Linked DNA regions of Homo sapiens: all the other regions are linked to region 3. The links are chromatin contacts, found by Hi-C or POLR2A ChIA-PET in ENCODE. All regions are on one chromosome and are shown on one strand. The core of a region is the stretch at or near the end of the contact, and the rest is flanking DNA. Distances in the headings are between cores, read along the strand shown.

The links. Hi-C counts contacts between places; a loop is a spot of excess contacts on that map. ChIA-PET counts read pairs that join two places held with the same protein, here RNA polymerase II (POLR2A). Pooled maps may share reads with other maps.
Region 1: a map of B cell shows a loop between it and region 3 (26-fold over the local background). The contact joins the promoter of SELPLG here to the enhancer-like site in region 3. A Hi-C loop is called at or near these places in 1 of 168 maps with a recorded cell type or tissue (B cell), 2 of 37 single-sample maps with no recorded cell type and 5 of 50 pooled maps.
Region 2: a pooled map shows a loop between it and region 3 (3-fold over the local background). The contact joins the promoter of SSH1 here to the enhancer-like site in region 3. A Hi-C loop is called at or near these places in 4 of 50 pooled maps. POLR2A ChIA-PET finds 5 or more read pairs at or near these places in 2 of 52 experiments (activated B cell and endothelial cell of umbilical vein).

What each region holds. Positions count from the first base shown.
Region 1 is chr12:108,631,026-108,635,143 of GRCh38, reverse strand. It overlaps SELPLG (selectin P ligand), which reads left to right and starts at 1,250. Exons shown (of 2, transcript NM_003006.4): 1 at 1,250-1,404. LOC105369968 (a long non-coding RNA gene) reads right to left here. Exons shown (of 3, transcript XR_007063449.1): 2 at 1-813. RefSeq lists a silencer at 439-488 and enhancers at 1,729-1,778, 3,187-3,336.
Region 2 is chr12:108,855,591-108,859,663 of GRCh38, reverse strand. It overlaps SSH1 (slingshot protein phosphatase 1), which reads left to right and starts at 2,081. Exons shown (of 15, transcript NM_018984.4): 1 at 2,081-2,236. The coding sequence starts at 2,168. RefSeq lists a silencer at 1,612-2,351 and enhancers at 2,782-2,831, 2,884-3,385.
Region 3 is chr12:111,428,191-111,432,172 of GRCh38, reverse strand. The region is part of intron 2 of SH2B3 (SH2B adaptor protein 3); the gene reads right to left. Among named protein-coding and RNA genes, the nearest start is that of SH2B3, 24 kb to the right of the region's middle. RefSeq lists an enhancer at 1,130-1,439. Within about 2 kb of position 1,877, at least 12 of the 41 ENCODE cell types and tissues checked have a DNase peak (open chromatin) inside an H3K27ac peak, as active enhancers do; they include B cell and endothelial cell of umbilical vein, where a contact is called at or near this core.

The DNA.
Region 1 (4,118 bases), core at 1-2,500, 2.8 Mb after region 3:
CCTGAGGTCGAGAGTTCAAGACCAACCAGCCTGACAAACGTGGAGAAACCCCATCTCTACTATAAATACAAAATTAGCCGGGGTGGTGGCACATGCCTGTAATCCCAGATACTCGGGAGGCTGAGGCAGAAGAATAGCTTGAACCCGGGAGGCGGAGGTTGCGGTGAGCCGAGATTGTGCCATTGCACTCCAGCCTGGGCAAAAAGAGTGAAACTCCATCTCAAAAAAAAAAAAAAAAAACAACTTTGTGCAAGGCAAGATATGAGTATCTTTCTGTGCATGTCCTGAGCCCTTGCCTGGTGCAAAGCCGCAGGGCAGATCCTGGGAGACCCCCCTATTCCCTCCCTTCTGGAAGTGTCTGGGTATTCTTAGGCCTCCCAGCCTTTGCCTCTGCTGTGCTCTCTGCCTGGGATGCCCACCTGGCTTGTCATCTCAAGTGCCACTTCTTGGAAGCTCCTCCTGTTAACCTCCCTCCCCCACCCAGGATGGAAGGAGAGGCCCCTCCCTTGCTCACCGCAGGATGGCACTCACTGCGCTGTGTCATTGTGGCATGATGTTCCACCGAATTGTTTACTCGCTGGCCTCCCCATTGGATGGAGGGCTACCAGAGGGCCACAGCCCAGAATTGCTGGCCTTTAGACCTCAGGGCATGCAGTCTGGAGTGCCAGAGTTGGTCAAATGAACAAATTTAGGATGAAGAAATAAGATAAGCAGGACTTGCCCTTGTGGTATCTGTAGTCCAGCTCCCTAGAGAGGCTCTTGGTTGCAGCTGAAAGGGCCTGTGCTGTGCATCTACAGAGAGTGTTTTGAGTCCTGCGAGAAGAAATACACCATATTTGCAAACCCTTTGAAGGTTCATATTTTGTGTTTTTTGCTCCCTGACCACCTCCCACCCCTCCCCACGCCCCACCAATCTTGGGCAAGAAGCGAGACCATTCTCCTTTTTCTCTGGTCACTCCTGTCCTTCAGGGGGCTCCCTCTGGCCCCGACTGTCCATTGCTGCTGAAGTAATGCTGTGGCCTTTCTCAGTTTGGGCCCCACCCAAAACCGAAGAACTTCTCCCCAGAAAGCTTCTACTTGGTTCTCAGTGTTTTCACAGTTATGGGAACCCAAGAACAGTGTCAGACCTAGGAGGTGCCCCACTACCACCCTGTCTTTATCAATGTTGTCACCAAAGCTGTCACAAACAATGGGGTGTGGGCTGTCACATGGCCCTGCCTAAGTAACCACATTCTCGCTTCCTCCTTCCACACACAGCCATTGGGGGTTGCTCGGATCCGGGACTGCCGCAGGGGGTGCCACAGCAGTGCCTGGCAGCGTGGGCTGGGACCTTGTCACTAAAGCAGAGAAGCCACTTCTTCTGGGCCCACGAGGCAGCTGTCCCATGCTCTGCTGAGCACGGTGGTAAGTGCTGGCTTGCAAAACCACAGGGAGTGGCTGGAGGTCCCCATGGGCCAAGGGCCTGCCTTATAGCTGCTGGCAGGCCCGGGTAGGACCGCCAGGCCCTTCTTGAGCTGCAGCACCTGGGGAGGGCAAACTGAGGCTCCTCCGACTCAAGACTAAAGTCTTCCTGGAGTCTGTGGCCTTATTCTGTGACTCTTCTGAATCCTGCTCCTGCCAACTTTTTTTTTCCTTCTTTTTTTGAGACAGGGTCTTACTCTGTCACCCAGGCTGGAGTGCAGTGGCACAATCATGGCTCACTGCAGCCTTAAACTCCTGGGCACAAGTGATCCTCCCACCTCAGCCTCCTGAGTAGCTGGGACTACAGGCGCACATCGCCGCATGCAGCTAATATTTTTACCTTTCCTAGAGATGGGGTCTCACTTTGATGCCGAGGCTGGTCTCAAACTCCTGGCCTCAAGCCTCTTGCGTTGGCCTCCCAAAGTGCTGAAATTACAGGTGTGACCCACCAGCCCCAGCCTCCCATTAACTTACTTCCCTCCCTGGCCAGTTTGCCTGCAGCGTCTGGCTTGGCGGCATTCTGATTTTGAAAATCAGAGAAACCATGAGTGTTTCCCTAGAAATGATCTTATCCTCTCCTTTCCTGGATGGGAAACTGAGGTCGGGAGAGGTGAAGGGATTTGTTTAGGGGCAGAGCTGAGATTAGGTCTGGAAGACTCCAGAAAGTAGGGGGAGTGCAGGATTTCTCTTGAAGCTGCATGTTATGGACGCATAAAAAAGTTCTTTTCAGAGAAAGATGCATTCTTCCCACTTTTTATAAGACTGAGGAAATGACACTTGTCTGTGGCAAACTATTAAAATATTAGAATTAAGATACTATTGTTAGCAAAAGGGAAAACAATAATAATAATAATAATTAGAATATTTGGCTGGGTGCAGTGGCTTACACCTGTAATCCCAGCCCTTTGGGAGGCCGAGGCAGGTGGTTGGCCTGAGCTCAGGAGTTCTAGACCAACCTGGGCAACATGGTGAAACCTCGTCTCTACCAAAAATACAAAAACTTAGCTAGGTGTAGTGGTGTATGCCTGTGGTCTCAGCTACTTGGGAGGCTGAGGTGGGAGGATCACTTGAACCTGGGAGGGGGAGGTCGCAGTAAGCCGAGATTGTGCCACTGCACTCCAACCCGGGTGGCAGAGTGAGACCCTGTCTCAAAAAAAAAAAAATTAGAATACTCTTATTAGTTTGTATTTGAGATACTTTCAGGACACTAAAAGGAAATGGTGGGGGCCAGTTGTGCCCTGCTGTACACACATTCACACACACACACACACACACACACACACACACACACACCCCATATTGTCGATATCTGGGCTTCTGTTGCCTGGAATTCTCTTCCTCTTTCCTCTTTCTTCTGTTTTCCTTTTTTTTCCATCTCTGACTTTGAGGCCCCCAGAGCCAGGCCCCTCAGTGGGCCGGGGCCTCAGAAGGTGGCTCCCAGGCCCTCAGACAGCCCCAGAGTCTCTTCCGAGGCCGTGCCCTGGGTGGTTGATGCCTCCCTCAGCAGGCTTGGCCAGCAGCCAGGGGAGTTAAACCTCAGAGAGCGGAAGGGCTGGGTTGCTAGGCTGGGCCCAGAGTGGGGCATTCAGAGGAGCTGGGGAATCAATCATCCGAGAACCTTGGAGGGTGGACAGTGCCCCTTTTACAGATGAGAAAACTGAGGCTTGAAGGGGAGAAGCAGCTGCCTCTGGCGGCATGGCTTCTGGCTGCAGGATGCCCATGGAGTTCGTGGTGACCCTAGGCCTGTGTCTCGGCTTCCTTTGCTGAACTTGAACAGGAAGATGGCAGTGGGGGCCAGTGGTCTAGAAGGAGATAAGATGGCTGGTGTGTGTGTGTTGGGGGTCTGTGTTTGTTAATCTGTCTGTCTACACAGGGGTGTTTAGAAAACTGTTTAAAGACAGTTGTTCAACTAACCAGATGTAGGTCTCATTGAATTCATTTGTGCCAAGTACCTTACTGCCTCTGGATCAGGCCAGCAAGTTTGGGTTCCAACAGGTGTAACTTGGTTCTTGGTGGGGTGGAGGGTAGGGAGGGGGGTGTAACAAAAAAATCTCAACTAACACTGTGGTTTGCAAGCCACCAAACATTAAACAGATATACAGCATATCTGTGCTATTAACTTTTCATGAGGAGGGCTGGTCACCGTGGCTCATGCCTATAAATCCCAGCACTTTGGGAGGCTGAAGCAGATGGATTGCTTGAGCCCAGGAGTTTGAGACCAACCTGGGCAACATGGGGAAAACCCATCTCTACAAAAAATTTAAAAGTAGCCGGGTCTGGTGGCATGCACCTGTAGTCCTAGCTACTTGGGAGGATCGCTTGAGCCCAGGAGTTCAAGCCTGCAGTGAGCTATGATTGCACCACTGTAGTCGAGCCTGGGCAACAGAGAAAGACCCTATCTCTAAAATTAAATAAATAAATAAACCTTTCATAAGGGCGATGATAAGTGGGAAAAAATGTCTACAGAGACTCCCTGATGTGAGTTGAGGTAGATGACGGAAAGAGGTTGCAAAGTGTCAGCTGGCAAATGTGGTGTGAAAAGTGTGAAGACAGCACGTGCTGTGCAGTTCTGTGCACGTTCCCCTGCCTCAGTCACATGTCCTCTTCTGCAGAGGCATTTAGTGAGGCCCCTGGGGATGCCAGGAGACCCAGGAGAG
Region 2 (4,073 bases), core at 832-3,331, 2.6 Mb after region 3:
GGTTTCAACATAGTCACCTTTCTGAAAATTCAGTAAAAAATACCAGGCTAGCCATGGTGGCTTCTGTCTGTAATCCCAGCACTTTGGAAGGCGGAAGCAGGAGGATTGCCTGGGCAACATAGTTAAACTTTTTTTTTAAAGGAGCTGGGTGTGGTGGTGTGTACCCGTTGTACTCAGGAGACTGAAGCAGGAGGATGATTTGAGCCTGGGAGATGGAGGCTGCAGTGAGCTATGATTGTGACATTGCACTTCAGCCTGGGTGACGGGAGTGAGACCCTGTTTCAGAAAAAAAGTGAGAGAAAGAGAGGAAGGAAGGAAGGAAGGCAGGAAGGAAGGAAGGAAGGAAGGAAGGAAGGAAGGAAGACTAGTGTTGATGCATGAAATGGAGTTAGGTTCTGGCTTCAAATTACTATAAATGGGTTTTTCACCCAGGAAACATTTTGTGGGAATGGAGCAATTCTTGTTGGGGAGACTGTCCAGTGCATTGGAAGACATTTAGCATCCAAGGCTCTTGCACTCTAAATGCCAGGAGCTCTCCCCCTCCATCAGCAAGACAACCACAAACATTCCCACAAATCCCCTCTTAGAAACGCTCCGTAGAAGCTACAGTGCCCCCCACTAGAATCACCTTTGAGATGAATCGTGCTGAGACCCTGTGAATAACATGGAGGAGGTCACAGCCCCAGGACAGAGGGAGGGACGGGGAAGAATCCAGGAGGCTGCGTGGGTTTCCTGTTGGGCAGTAAGACAAATTTGCTAAGCTGCGGGGCAGGCTGGGACCACTGCGTTTGCGAGTGCTTGTGCAACATGCAGAGGTTGGGGGTGGGAGCCGGGAGATGAGATTTTGGCTAAAAGAAAAGTTTCCTACTACTAAGTCAAGCCAGAATTGCCTTCTTGGTATCTTATTCCATGTTCCCCTCTCCATCCCCATAACTGGTCACCTCTCCCCGGGACAACAGCAGCAGCCTCCTCCCTGGTCTCCCTCAGCCCTCTGCCCCGTGGTCCCTCATCCACGCAGCAGCCGGAGCGATCTTTCCAGAGAGGATGGAGACTCCAGCCATTCCTCCCCTCTTCCCTTCCCTGAGTGCTGGCCTCCGGTTGACAAACTTCTTCCTGCTTCAGGGCACGCTGATCCCCCCTGCTTGGAGAGCTGTCTCTCTGTTCTTTCACCTGTTAATCCTGCTTATGCTCAAGCCCAAGCCTCAGAATAAAGCTCTTCTGGGAAGCCTTCCCTGACCTCCAAGGAGTTGGCTGGGTTTCAGAACACCCAGAAAGAATTCATTGAAAAAGATTAGCAAAATACTTTTTTAAAAACGTGCCTAATAACTTGATTAACCTCTGCAAAATCAGGCGAATCTATTTTGCTTACTGTTTTTGTTTTTTGTTTTTTGTTTTTTTGAGACCGAGTCTCGCTCTGTCGCCCAGGCTGGAGTGCAGTGGCGCGATCTCAGCTCATTGCAACCTCCGCCTCCCAGATTCAAGCGATTCTCTTGCCTCAGCCTCCCGAGTAGCTGGGACTACAGGCGCGCACCACTGCGCCCAGCTAATTTTTGTCTTTTTAGTAGAGACGGGGTTTCACCATGTTGGCCAGGATGGTCTCGATCTCTTGACCTCGTAATCCGCCCGCCTCAGCCTCCCAAAGTGCTGGGATTACAGGCGTGAGCCACCGCGCCCGGCCCCAGGACGTCTTTTATTTCCTGGTCGCTGTACAGTCCTGTCTGCACGGTCGCCGGGCCTCAGTTTCCCCAGGCAGAGCAGCGGGCAGGGCCCCTGGGGCGTACGGGCTCCGGGCGGCGCGCGCGCCCCCGAGTCCCAGGCCTGATAGCGGGGCGCGCGGGCGGGGGCGCGTGTGTCGGGCGCGCGAGGGACGTGATCGACCAGCCGAGGCCTCGGGCAGCCCTCAGGGCCCCCGCGCACGCGCGCCTCCTCGTCCCGCCCTGCCCGCTTCCCCGCCCACTCCGCGCACTGAGGCCTGCGCGCGCCGGCGCGGGAGGCGGGAGCTGGGGGCGGGGGCGGTGGCGACGCCGAGGGGGAGGGGCGGGCCCGGCCCGGCTCGGCCCGGCCGCCCGCGCGCGGCTCCAGGAGGCCCCGGGCCCGGCCCGGGCGGCGGTGGCGGTGGCGGCTCTAGCTCGAGACGTCTGTGGCGCCCTCGCACCGCGCCGCAGCCATGGCCCTGGTGACCCTGCAGCGCTCGCCCACGCCCAGCGCCGCCTCCTCCTCGGCCAGCAACAGCGAGGTGAGCCCCGGGCTCGCCGCGCCCGGCCTGGGCCGCCGGACGCCGCGCCGAGGCCGCCGGAGCTGGGGCCGCGCGTGCGGGGCAGGGGGGCGGCTGCGCGGGCTCCTCGGGGCCCCGCCGTAGGAACAGAGCCGGGCAGCCGGACCGGGGTGACCGTGCGAGGACTGTGTGCGATGTGACCCTGTCTTGGGGAGCTGTGCGGGGACTTTGTGTGCGGTGTGACCCCTATCGGGGGGCGACTTTGCAGGGACTGTGTATGCAGTGCGACCCCTCTGGGAGTGTCTGCAGGATACTGTGTGTGCGCTGTGACCCACATCAGGGGGTTACCCCCATCTTGGGGTGACCCCTGTTAGGCGGAGACTGTGTGCGTTGTGACCCCTAAGGGTGACTGTGCAGAGACTGTGTGTGCAGATGTGACCTCGTGATTGTGTGGGGACTGTGATTTCAGGTGTGACCCCCATCTTGGGTTGACCTCTGTCTGGGGAGGACTGTGCGTCTGTCGGGACTCCCATTTGTGAGTGACTCTGCAGTGTGACCAGGGTCCAGGGGTGACTGGATGTGCAACTGGGACCCTTGATTGGGTGACTGCGTGAGCCGCTGGTTCTGAGACCTGTGGCCGGGGTAGTTCTAGGCCCTTTGCCTGTATGCCTGGCTGTGCGATGTGAGATGTGACTGTTGCTGACCTGCCGTCCGGGGACTGTGCCAGCGTGAGACAGGCATCTGGGAGTGCCCCTACAAACGTGTGAGATTGTTTCCCCGCCTGCCGCCTCTGGAGTTCTGTCTGTAGGCGTGCCCGTGTCACTGTGTGACGGTGACCGAGCGTGCTGTGGGCTCTGTGTGGCTGTGTTTCACGTCTGTGCGTGCAGCCTTAGTCTGGCTTTTCCTTTCTGTAACATCACTCAGGCCTGTGTGTTTATGTGCATCTATCTTTCTGTGTGGCTGTGACCCATTCTGGGTGATTGCATAGGTGCATTCCTGGGTTGCGTGTCCTGGCACTGTGCGCGTTTTTGTGGGTCTGTGTGTGGCCCAGGTCCGTTTGCCTGGCCACTTTTTCCTCTGGGGTTGATTGAGGGCACTGTTGCCCTCTTAGCCTGCAGGGTTGGCCTGGCTTGTCCTAGGCTGGGGCCTTGGGCCTCTGAGCAGGTCAGCCCTCTGTAGCTGCAGGGATGACCCTCTGGTCGCGCAATCTTGCCCACCATCTCTTGAAGAACCCGTCAAGGCCTCTGGTCTAAACTCTTACCTATAACAAGGCTGAGTGTCCGCCTGCAGACCCTTAGCTGTGTTTAGAGAAGACTGGAGGAGCGGCCCTGCGGTCCCAGGCCCAGGAAGTTCCGCAGCCAGCATCTGGGCTCTTCAGCCCCTTTCTTTGTGGGAGGGAGTGGGGGAAGTTGACTGATAACACGGGGGAGGTTTGTGTGTCTGAGAGAGACAAGAGAATAATGTTTGCATTTGGCTTGACAGCCCTGTCTCCTGGTAGGGTAGTTCTTCAGCCTTGTTTTGCTGGGATTGGCAGGGACATTTTCAGAGTGGCTGGGAAGTTGAACCTTCACAGCCCCCTCCTTGGAGAGGAGAGGCCATTCATGAGTTATCTATACACAGAAGGTTCTAGTAATCCCCCTCTACACGCTGATTAGAGGCAAAAGAACACTGGCGATCAATAGCCTGCTACTGAGAAGTTAGGTTGCAGGAGCGCCTTTCCTTCCCACAGCGAGGAGGGGCTGTTTTCTGTTCCGGTCACTGCTGTCTGGCAATTTATGCACTTAATCTCAGGTTCTCATCACAAAAGTTTATGTGAGGTAAGGGGAGAGGTTGGCTTCAGGCTGAACCTGTCAGCCCA
Region 3 (3,982 bases), core at 628-3,127:
GCCTGAGGCACGAGAATCGCTTGAACCTAGGAGGTGGAAAAAAAAAAAAAAAAGAATACAGAAAAATGTTCAGGACACAAAGTGAAAAAAGCAGGTGACCAAATAGTATGAGGAATGCCAGGCCCGCAAAGGCTGAAGCTTTTGTCCACAAGCTCCTGCCTGCAAGGGGCTCCAGACAGAATTGTGCAAAAAGTAATCCCTTCCCAGCAATTGCTGAAGGAATTGGAATTTGGAGGCGGAGGCAAAGTTAAAGACAGAGAAGAGGCTGGGTGTGGTGGTGGCTCACGCCTGTAAATCCCAGAACTTTGGGAGACCTAGGCGGGAGGACTGTTGAGCCTAGGAGTTTAAGACCAGCCTAGGCAACATAGTGAGAGTTTGTCTCTACAAAAAAACTTAAAAATTAGCAGGGCATGGTGTCCTGCTAATGTCTATGCTAATAGCAGCATTAAATAGTCCCAGCTACTTGGGAGGCTAAGGTGGGAAGATCACCTTGAGCCCAGGAGGTTGAGGATGCAATGAGCCGAGATGGCGCCACTGCTCTCTAGTCTGGGGGACAGAGCAGTGTCCCCCAGTCTCAAAAACAAAACAAAAATGACAATAATGACATCTACCAAAATGGAAATGCTGGTTCTCTCTGGGTAGTGAGATTGTGGGAGGTTTTTCTGTTACTGTTTTTTTTTTTCTTTAAATAGTTTCTGCCATGAGCTTTATTAATTGAAAAAGCAAAATAAAAAACATTAGGAACTCAGACATGGAGGCCCTCGGCAAGTTAAAGACAGTTTCCTAGATTACATGGGGTACCCAGATGAAGACAGGGCAGGGCCCCCTTCCAGGTGGTTCCCTAGAGAGAGGTTTCTCTCTCCTCCTACAGTGGTGCCCCTGTGTGTAGAGCTGAGGTTGGGGTTCGAGTCAGGCATGGGGTGGGGGGTCCCAGGCAGCAGCCACAGCGAGGGAGGTCCAGAGGCCAGGTGGCCCTTAATCGCCCCGATGTACACTGTCACCCAGTGGTTCCAGAGGCCAAACAGTGGGCGGGGGCCACAGCCTCCTCCTCAACTCAGAGGGGAGATAGGAAAAAGGGGGTATGGGGCCCCAGAAAGGAAGCTGAGGTGGCCCCTCCTGCACTGGGAGAGGAAGCCCCCCCCGCCACCCACCCCCGGCCGGCACTCGGAGACCTCTTCTAGCGCAATCAGTTTCCTTTTCCATTCACAAAGAACTGGGTGGGGGATTTCCAGCAGCGCCAATGGGGCCAGCCAGGGGTTGCTGTGGGGAGCAGCCAGGCTGCTGCCCATCCCGGGGAGGGACCCTGGGGACCCACCTGTGGGATCTGGTGGCCTCCTTCCCCTTTTTCTGCCCTTCAGGGTAGGAACACATCATGCCAGCTACTCCCTGAGCCTGCAGTTGGCTCAAAACAACCCACTAAGGCAAGTGCTGGCATCCCATTTTCTGTAATGAGCCACTGAGGCGCAGAGAGGCCAAGTTCTTGGCCCAGAGCCACACAGCAAGGATACAAGAGCCAAGATCTGAACCTGACCCTGTCCATCTGCCCTTCTCCAGCGTCCACCCTTCGCCCCTGGACCCTGACCCTGAACCTCCAAGCCCACAGCCCTGACCCCACAATGGTCTCATCTCAATACCAGCCTCGAAAACAAACAAAACAAAAAAATACCACACCAACTTCCAAGAAGCCAGTAAGAGCAGCCAGGCCTGGTAAGCAGGACGGGGTGGGGATGGACCATAATAACTTAATTACCTCCCCCCTTGTTGGATTCAGGGCACTTTCTAGGCTGTGGATTCGCAGAATTTGAGCTGAAAGGAAGCGCCCCGATACCATCTGCCCCCGTGGTTTCAGCGCGGTCGGGGGTTTCTTCTAAGCGGCAAAGCACTTTTTCAAAAACGATTTTGCATGGAACCCCAATAAGGGGGCAGATGGGGCGGCAGTGTGTGTGGCTGGGGCCGCAGGAGCCCTGCCCAACCCCCTCCGCCTTCCCCATCACTCCCAGAAGGCCACTGCAGGCACCCACTTCATAGCTCAGAGAGGACTGGGACCTACCTGGGTCACATGGCAGCCCAGGACAGAGTGAGGATGGGACCTCCGTTCCTACCCCAGGAGCCTCTGCCGCTGGTCCCCCAGGAGACGTGGGCCCAGGAAAAAACCGGCTTCTTAAGCCTGTGTGCCCGCCAGGACCTGAGCTCTGCCTGCCTGCCAAGACCAGGGCTCAGTCTGCCCTGCTTGCCGGGATACAGGCTCGTTCTGACGGTGGAGGGTGGGTGCTTTCTCTCTGCCTGTTCTGGGGCCTAAACACAAACCCCCTGCCCCTGGTGCCCCCCGGCCTTGGCAGACCCACCAGGGACTCTCATTTCCTGCCTTGGCCACCTACCAGCTCTGGGGCCTCGGGCAAGTTTCTGGACCTCTCTGTGCCTAGTTTTCTTGGCTGTGAAATGGCTTCATCACTGTCCCCACCTCCGGGGTTTGTGATAAGGATTCCATGGGATGTGGCGGACACAGTGCCTGTCACATGAAAACCAATTAATAAAAATGGGCCGGGCGCGGTAGCTCACGCCTGTAATCCTAGCACTTTGGGAGGCCGAGGCAGATGGACAGCCTGAGGTCAGGAGTTCGAGACCAGCCTGGCCAACATGGCGAAACCGCGTCTCTACTAATAATACAGAAAAATTAGCGGAGTGTGGTGGTGGGCGCCTGTAATCCCAGCTACTCGGGAGGCTGAGGCAGGAGAATTGCTTGAACCCTGGAGGCGGTGGTTGCAGTGAGCCAAAATCACACCACTCTGCTCTAACCTGGGCGACAGAGCGAGACTCTGTCTCTAAATAAATAAATAATAAATAAAAATGACAACGCCAGTGATGCCTGCAGCAGCAAAGCCTTGCAGGCCCCAGCGAACACTGGCTGTGTTGGGCACAGCTCTAGGTGCTTCCCAGACAGCACTCAGTTGATCCTGGGGCCAGAGCCATCATTCAGCTATTTTTACTTGAGTAAACTGAGGCACAGGGAGGGCAAAGTGCCTTCCCCCGGGTCACAGGCTCAGAAGGGCAGGGGCAGGCCAGGGCCGCGCCTGTCAGAGCCCGAGGCGGCTTCCTGCCGTCCCTCCTCCTCCTCCTCCTCCTCTTCCTCCTCCTCCTCCTCCTCCTCCTCCTCCTCGCACTCCTGCCCCGAGAGGAAACCGCCAGGCCTCCGGCGGACGTCCCTTTCTTTCTGCTTCCCCTTTCCCACACCCGGAGGCATGGGGGTGGCTCCTGCATCCCCGCCCAGGCTCTGGGCCCAGAGCCCGACTCCTGTGGCCTCCCCGGGTCTCAGTTTCCTCCTCTGTAAAGGAGGTGTGAGGGCGGTGCCACCTGGAAGAATCACGGCAAGGACGGACGGGCACGGCCCTCCTGTGCCCAGGCAGGGTCACAGCCCACCCAGAGGGAGCTGCCCACCTGTGCCTCTGCCTCCCCTGCAGACCCAGGCACACCCAGGAACTGAGGCCCCCAAGGGATGGGTCACTCATCAGACACCCGGGCTCCTGTGCTATCTCTTGGGGGGACTTTGTGCTCCCAAAATCAAGGTCAGAGTGGCCTTGTTCCAGGGCTTCTGGGTGCCCCAAATGTCTCCTGCCAGAAGGGTGGGCCCGAGGCTGCCCCTCACCTGCCCTATCAGTGCTTACCGTAGCCTGCCCCCCATGACACTTCCCATTTTACAGAAAACTGAGGCCCAGCAAGGCCAAGTCACACACCAGGGACACCTGGCTCGAAAGGGGATGAGTGGGGATGGCTCTGAAGCACATTTACCCCCGAGTCGCAGCCACTCCTACCCAGACCACTGCCTCCTGGGCACTCAGGCCTGTGATGCAGCGGGGGGCTCAGGGCTGAGGGCTAAGTCCCCCTGAGGCATCCCCCAGCCCCTCTTCTACCACTTCTCCAAGCTGGGCATCAGAGGCCATGGGTGGGATGTGCCAGGCAGAGTCCTCTGTGCCAGGTGAGGGGC